Regions from separate parts of the Mus musculus genome. Here regions 2 and 3 are each linked to region 1. Evidence: chromatin loops called from intact Hi-C (ENCODE). Cell type or tissue: heart. All regions are shown on one strand.

Region 1 (2,500 bases):
GGAAACTTAGTAACTGTCTAAATTAAACAGTTAATTTACCCAAGACACTGTCTGCTAAAAATAACAACCCTGGTCTGGGAAGCCTTGTGAACTCCCAGGACACCTGGGCCTCACCCACTCACATGTACAGTGCACAGACACACAGACACACACACACAGACACACACACACACACATTTGCATCATCACTCTCCAGCTAACAGCCTGGATTACAGAGAAAGGTGGGAAGGAGGCAGAGGGCACAGCTCTTCATTCTCTGTTATGACTCTCAGATTGCCCCACCCCAAGATTTAAATCACTCAGGACTACACTATCCTGGCAACTTAAGAGAACCAGAGGCCTCAAGCCAGCAGTGAAGGCTGGGTGACCCCAGGGAGCAGTGGCCAAACCAGACTGAGTTCTGTCCTTTGCCAGATAAGGAGTCACATGAAGCAAAAGGCAATGGCCCTGGGAGCAGGATAACCTTCCTGGCAAAAATCAATATTCTAAAAGATACTTGTGTGTCTCTCTCTCTGATTATCAGACTACTGAAACAATGGCTGCCAACAGATGCAAATATACCCAGGAATCCCGTGCCTGGAGAAGGGGGAACCTGCCTCCCTGAAGGTTTTATACATTCTAACAACTTGCCAGACCAGGATGAGACAGAAGCCCAGGCAATGATGAGTCAGCAGTGGGCGGGACAACAACTCAGGACTGCTTAGACATGCGTGTCCCTGGCCCTCTACTTAAACTTTCAACACAGTTCAGGACCCCAAAGATGGACTTGAAGAGACTACTGGATCTGTGTCCATCTTCCCTTATATGTCCATATTCCCACGTTTGACCATTAATTTAGTTGTTTCAATTGGCTTCTTGAGCACAAGGGCCAAGTTTGACTTCTTACTGGCTTAACTCTATACTTTTAAAAGGGAAGGGAGTAGGCTTGATGACATATGCCTTTAATCCCAGCACTCGGGAGACAAAGGCACAAGGACAGCCTAGTCTACACAGTGAATCTCAGGACAGCCAGGGCTATGTAGAGCGATCCTATCTCAAAACCAAAACAAAACAAAATAGACCGGGGCTTGGGTGTGGCTCAGTAGTGGCACCTATGGCTAGTATTCACAAACCCCTGAGTCGCTAGCACTTAAGGGGGGAAAAAAACAGTGAGACCCAAAACTCAGCTCTAGGTGGTATCTAAAATGCAGAAACAGGAAACAGTGCCATTGAAGGGAAAGAAGGCACAACCGACTATTCCAAGTATTCTGGCTTCCAGCGGGTCTGGGGCGAGCTCTCCAGTCCAGCAGAGCCAGCCCTGTAGTTACCCCATGTGGCCAGCAGGTGGCGCCATGGCTGCAAAGAGAAACCAGCCTCAAAAGAGACAGTGGGGCTTTAACTAGATGGCAGGATTGGTCAGAAGGTCCACTTCAGAGAGTAATCTCCCTGGTTCAGCAGCAAATCTGTCCCTTTCTAGTCCCCCTGTCTGTAGAAGCACCAAACTCCAAGCTCGATAGTCCTAGAAGCACCTGCATGCTGACACAACGCAGGTGGCAGACGCAGGGAAAGCTCTATGCTTGCACCTCCCGGCTGGGTATCTCGGATGAATAATGCAGCCAGGTGTCCTTCCATCCATTCATTCATTCATCCCTCATCAAAGATTTACTAAGCACCCACGTGTTTGAGGCCCTGGGAACACAGCAACAAAGAAAACAGACAATCCCCCTGCAGTGGTAGAATTCACTGCCTATTCTAGAAGCACCAGGAACCAAAATAAGCAGAAATACTGAGATGTGAAATGACCATCCAAAATGCCCAGAGCAATGGACTGGCATGGCAGACAGCACATAACTGGAACTCCCAGGCGGGACGCAAGGGGTCAGTCTCCACGGTAGCCCCTGAGCAGCTCACAACATCAGAGGAAGCTTCATCTCGGACTCACCGTGCAACTCACAGCCCAGGAGCTCGAAGCGGAGGGTGCAGCCGCGGTGGCACGAAACAGGGTACAGCTTTATGTACTGTGCCTCCAGAGTCGGGTTGAACATGTTAACCTTCAGGCTGTTGTTGTCCAGGTTACCCAAAAACTCCTAGAAGAGAAGGGGGAGGGCTGGAGGAGGAAGCGCGTTTGCCTCTTCCCCTTCGTGCCTGAGAGGCCATCAGTGGGTGGAAGAACAGCCTCCACCGAGCCCACATAGACTGAGCCTGCAGCCCTGGCTTTGACTGTCCACCACCACCATCAGAACAGTGTCCCTGTCACCTTCTTCTTGGTCATCGCAGGGCCTGGGCATAAACTCCAGCTCACGTGGGGCTCTCTAGAGGGCCTCTCTCTGTGTACATCCTCCAAAGACTTTATGAAAACAGCAGTACAGAACTGTGTGGTATCTGTGCTGTAAACGGTGCCCACTTTGTTAATTACACCTTCACAACTGTACACTGTAGCCCTGAAATGTTCAGAATGGAGCCCAAATCTACCACAACCACCACCGCTTCCAGGGCAGGGCACTACTACTCTGAGCCTCTA
Region 2 (2,500 bases), 88 kb after region 1:
AAAATAGCCAAGTTAATAATGGAAAGCAGATTTATTTAATGAGGCCACATTGAGAAGAGGGACAAAGGAATTTGCAATGTCCCCATCCCCCCAGTCCATCTTTGGGGTCCTAAAGTGTGGTAAAAATTTAAATAGAGAGCAGACATACACAGCAGTCCAGGTTAAAGTGTGATTCCCCGAACTCCCCCCACCCCGCCCCCACTCCATTGATTGGTCATTGTTTGCAACTTGTAAGACTCTTTACAGGAGACAAGTCCCCTTTTCCTTCTCACCATGAGATTCCCAGGGAAATGTCATTTCTTTGACGGTCGTTGGGTCTGATTGAGAGACAAATTTGTCTCTTTGGAATATCGGATTTCTGAGTTCGAGGCCAGTCTGGTCTACAAAGTGAGTTCCAGGACAGCCAGGGCTACACAGAGAAACCCTGTCTCAAAAAGAAAAAAGAAAAAGAAAATCCATCTTACACTTGGAAATTGCCAAGAGATTTTGAGAGTTCCTAAGACAAAGATGTAGGGTACCATGCTCAGTTACCAGCCTGGTTTAGCCACTACTCCACAACATGCAAACCTTGTGAAATAATACAACACACACAGGTTGATTATTTTAAAGAAGCAAAGAAATGGCTGTCTTTTTCTCCTTTCCTGCCTTCACTTAATATCCTCATTTTCCGGAGACCCTTCCTCAGTTCAGAAGAATAGGGATCTATCTCAGTGGCTGGAGAACCAGCCAGGACAGCCGTCCAATTTGGAACAGTTATGAAAATGCGTGTCCCTTGGACTGCCACAGTCCCTTGGACTTCCCTGGCTTTTCCCAGAAGCGGAAGTCAGGGATACCACGCAGGGTGATGCACTTTGGTTCCCATTTATACAGCATTGGCCACTTGCCTAGGTATCTTTAAAGAGGGATACAATGTGTGGCGCTCACCCAACCATGAGATTTCCTGCTCCCCGGCGCCCTCTAGTGGTCAGCTACACCCAGGCTCTTTGACCTCACCTGGTACCCCTTAACTGTAGGTACCAACCAGCCTGGGTTGGGCCGAGGACCCATCCTGTCTTTGCCAAACTGCTGATGCTGAGATGCACACCGGAGAGGCTGATTTATTTACTTGGCCCAGATTTAATCTGGGAGCTGGGGATTTTATTATTGGGAACCGCTGACTTTCATTGGAGGTTTACCAAGGGCTGCAAGCTGGGCTGCTGACTTTTTTTTGGACCCCACTCTGTTCCCTGATGTGAAGGACCTTTGGGGAAGTTACAGCATTGAGAATATCTTACCTTCACACATCCCTCCCCCTTTTCTCCTAAGACATTCCTGATAGCAGATGTGCTGTTAATAGACACAGCTTGAGAAACTAGTTTTGAGTTTTTGCATAAAGAGATAAAACATATTGTCTTTGCAGTGTGGTGACAACACCGTTGGGTTCGTGTATGTGTGCGAGTGTGTGTTTGCCGGTATGCCTGACTTCATAAAAAGCTTCAAGACCTTCCAAGGGCCTTTGGTGTGGGCTCCTCTAGCCAGGCCAGGCCACCTTGGCTCTGATATTGAAGAGACTGTAGCTTTAGACACTTCTGACTGTATCCATGCTCAGTGTCCAGTGCTCCATTCATTAGGAAAAGTCCCAGATCTGCTGTCCTAGACTCTGGGACTCACTGAAATCCCTAGGGTAAGGTTCGACTCCCTCCCGGCAGAAGGATCTGTCAATCTCTAATTGGTACCCTCATCTACAGCATGTATAAGAATGTCACAGTGCCTAGTAGCACAGGCCTGTAATCCTACCATTTAGGAGACTGAGACAGGAAGAACTCGAATTATCCGAATCTATGATCTGCCGGAAATCACAAAGGGGAGTCTTAGCCGTAGGAGCCCCATGACTCTGAGCAACTGCAAGATATCCAAGAGTCCCGGTGAGGATCCAGTATTGATGGTGTGGCAGAAGCCAGGGGCCTTGAATCAGACCAATGACTCAACTGCAAAGAACATTTGCAAATAAAGTTGTTTTGACAGAAGGATACACTGAGTAACACACCACAGACCCCAGTACAACTATGCATGTGTGATGGAGAGGTGGGGAAAACCAGAGATGCAGAATGGTACAAGTATGTGGAGAAACTGGAGATCAATCGCTGTGACTGGTGTGGTATAGCTGCAATTTATAGAGAAGCAAGTCATGGCCAGAGGATAGGCAAGATGGGTTTGTTTTATATTATTTTAATTTTAATTTTGAGGGAAAATTACAAGGCTGGAGGTCAGATGTGGATGGCCTGGGACATGAGTGGGATTGGGGTATATGATGTGAAATCCTCAAAGAATCAATAAAGAAAAAAGAAATGTTGGACTGGCAAGATGGCTCAGCAGCTAAGAGCACTGACTGCTCTTCCAAAGGTCCTGAGTTCAAATCCCAGAAACCACATGGTGGCTCACAACCACCTGTACTGAGATCTGACTCCTTCTTCTGGTGTGTCTGAAGAAAGCTATAGTGTACTTACATATAATAATAAAT
Region 3 (2,500 bases), 54 kb after region 1:
AAGTTTTATGTCAACTTGACATGAACTAGGGTCATCTGGAAAGAGGTCAAATCTCAGCTGAGAAAAATGCTCCCACCAGATTGCCCATAGGGCCTTTTTCCTAAACAATGATTGATGTTTGAGACCCCAACTCATTATGGGGGGTGTCACCCCTGCGTGAGTGGCCCTGATTGTTTAAGAAAGCAGACTGAGCCGGGCAGTGATGGCGCACGCCTTTAATCCCAGCATTTGGGAGGCAAAGGCAGGCGGATTTCTGAGTTCGAGGCCAGCCTGGTCTACAGAGTGAGTTCCAAGACAGCCAGGGCTACACAGAGAAACCCTGTCTTGGGGAAAAAAATAATAAGTTTAAGATAAAAGTTAAGTAAAACTACATGACTGGTTTCGTTGTTTTCCTAATCTTAGAGAATTTCCTGCTTTAAGTGGAATGGTTACATGGTTTTACCAGGGCACTGTTTTATTTAGAGATGAAGGGAGGAATAGCATAAACTCAACCTGTTCCCAACCTACGCAGTTATTTTTAGCATCTTTGTTTTCGAAATCTAGAGAACCACAATGGTCCTATCTCCTAGGCAATTGTGGCTTTATCAATTGTGTTGAAATTTTGTAACTCTCAGTCAGCAGGAAAAGGCCTCTTTTCTTTCCCCATCCGTCCCTCCCCCACCCCTTCATTTCCCGTTTTCCAATCCTGCTTCACAGCACAGGCTGACTTCGAACTCACTGTGTATCCCAGGCTGTTCTGCATCTCCTACCTCTGCCTCAGCCTCTAGAAAGACAAACACACTTCACTCTCAAGCTTCCCTCTTGCAAGCAAAATTCTCCTGTGAAGTTTCGGCTGCAGCCTGCCCCGGCTTCAGATGGACACCTGCATCTTCATCAGATTCCCTCCCTGTGTCCATTTTACAGCTGGAGAATGAGACCAGGACCACCTCCTCCAGGTCGAAAACTGAAGGAATTGATCTTGGCTAGAGACACTGGCACCACAGGAGCAACACCCACGGGAGCACTTAATAGCGGGAGGCAGCTCCTTCCCCAGCCAAGAGCCTGGGCAGGGATCCTGGACTAGCACCCAGTACCGGAAGCTGCCTGCAGCCTCCGCTGGAGCTTTCGGACAGAGCTGTTTCTGAAGAAAGAAGCTGGACTGTTGAGGGGGGTGGTGGGGTGACAGCCACAAATGAGGCTTTTTGTAGTGGATCGGGCATAAATACACATTTAGCCACCAATGACACTTGCTCGTTAGCTGGCCAGCCAGCACTTGTGCTGCCTCCAGGCCTTGGAGCCAATTTGCAGCAGGGCGGCTGGCGCAGAGCATGGGCACTGAGCGTTCCTCCCAGGGCAGCAATGACAACCGGGCTTGGGAGCAGATGTATACTGCTAGGGAGGCCAGGTCTTGAGACCTTGGCAGGGACTGCCACAGCTGCCCATCAAAAGGAGGTGAGGCGTGGGAGCCGGGCCCTTGGGGGACCACCACAGGCCCCGCCAGGCTGCCATCAGGCCTTGGCAGGAAGAGAAAGTATTTGTGCTGTTGGAGAGAGGGGAGAGAAAGGCAGGAGCTGCCCAGCAGGCCAACTCCTGCCAGTCTTGGAGGGGGATGGAGAACAAAACCCTTTTCTCTTTAGATTCTCGAACCCTCTGCCAGGCCCGGCCATTGGCTGGTTCTTTCCCAGCTCTCTTGGCCAGAGAGGAGTTGCAGAAAGAGCCGCTCAGGGCTCATTGATGAGAGGCCCTGAAAGGATGCATAGATGGGTCCAGGCCAGGGGCTTGCCCCCTTGGGAGAGCAGGGTACCAGTTTTGCATTCGGAAAAACTTGCATTCACCACCAGCTTTTAAAAAAATGGTGGAAGGCAGCAAAAAAAGGCCAGGTGCAGAATACAGGGTGACCCCCCCATTCCAGGAGGGGGTGTCATTTATATATATATTTGCAGGTGTGTGCATAAATTGTCTCTATTTGGATGTCCTCCACAATGAGCAAGGGGTCACAGCCAGTGAACAGGGGAAGGGCCAGTCCTAACTAAGCACAGACCAGACCAAGTTCAAATCAACTTCGATTTCCCTATCTGTAATATTAAAGTGCCTATGGTGACACCATCTTGTCCTGACTCCATTTTGTGTCAGTTTAGATATTTCTCATCTCTCTAACCCCCTCAATAACCACTTCTACTTTTGGCAACAAATTTGGGGTTTTCCATGACCCTGACCATGGTCCAGATGTAAGTAGTGTTTGTACAAATCAAGCATAAACAACTGTTAAGGGCACAAATGAAAATTGTTGTGTTATGTCTGAAAGATGTAGCAAGGTTACTCTCACCCTCAACTAGGATTGATACAGTTGTGTTCTGCATGGTGGTGGTGGTGGTGGTGGTGGTGGTGGTGGTGGTGGTGGTGGTGGTGGTGGTGGTGGTAGTGGTGGTTGTTTTGGGTTGGGTTGGGTTGGGTTGGGTTGGTTTTTTTTTTTTTTCAACCTTTAAAAACACTGTGCCCATGACCTTAAGCATCAAGTCTT

What was found. Peaks named below come from ENCODE experiments on the same cell type or tissue, not always from the same donor. Only the 100,000 strongest peaks of a DNase experiment are listed, where the experiment ranks them.
Region 2: it touches region 1 in a loop (6-fold over the local background); 36 of 42 quality-filtered maps call a loop at or near these places.
Region 3: a loop joins it to region 1, with 2.0 times the contacts of the local background. A loop is called at or near these places in 8 of 42 quality-filtered maps.

What each region holds. Positions count from the first base shown.
Region 1 is chr7:79,139,724-79,142,223 of GRCm38, forward strand. It overlaps Mfge8 (milk fat globule-EGF factor 8 protein), which reads right to left. Exons shown (of 9, transcript NM_001045489.1): 6 at 1,922-2,066. Among named protein-coding and RNA genes, the nearest start is that of Mfge8, 8.1 kb to the right of the region's middle. In heart, no CTCF peak of the experiment used is centred here; a DNase peak (open chromatin) is centred at 1,328.
Region 2 is chr7:79,227,760-79,230,259 of GRCm38, forward strand. No RefSeq gene overlaps it. Among named protein-coding and RNA genes, the nearest start is that of Gm39040, 19 kb to the right of the region's middle. In heart, a CTCF peak has its summit at 969 (motif pointing left); a DNase peak (open chromatin) is centred at 932.
Region 3 is chr7:79,193,528-79,196,027 of GRCm38, forward strand. No RefSeq gene overlaps it. Among named protein-coding and RNA genes, the nearest start is that of Mfge8, 46 kb to the left of the region's middle. In heart, no CTCF peak of the experiment used is centred here; a DNase peak (open chromatin) is centred at 1,154; H3K27ac peaks cover 909 bases.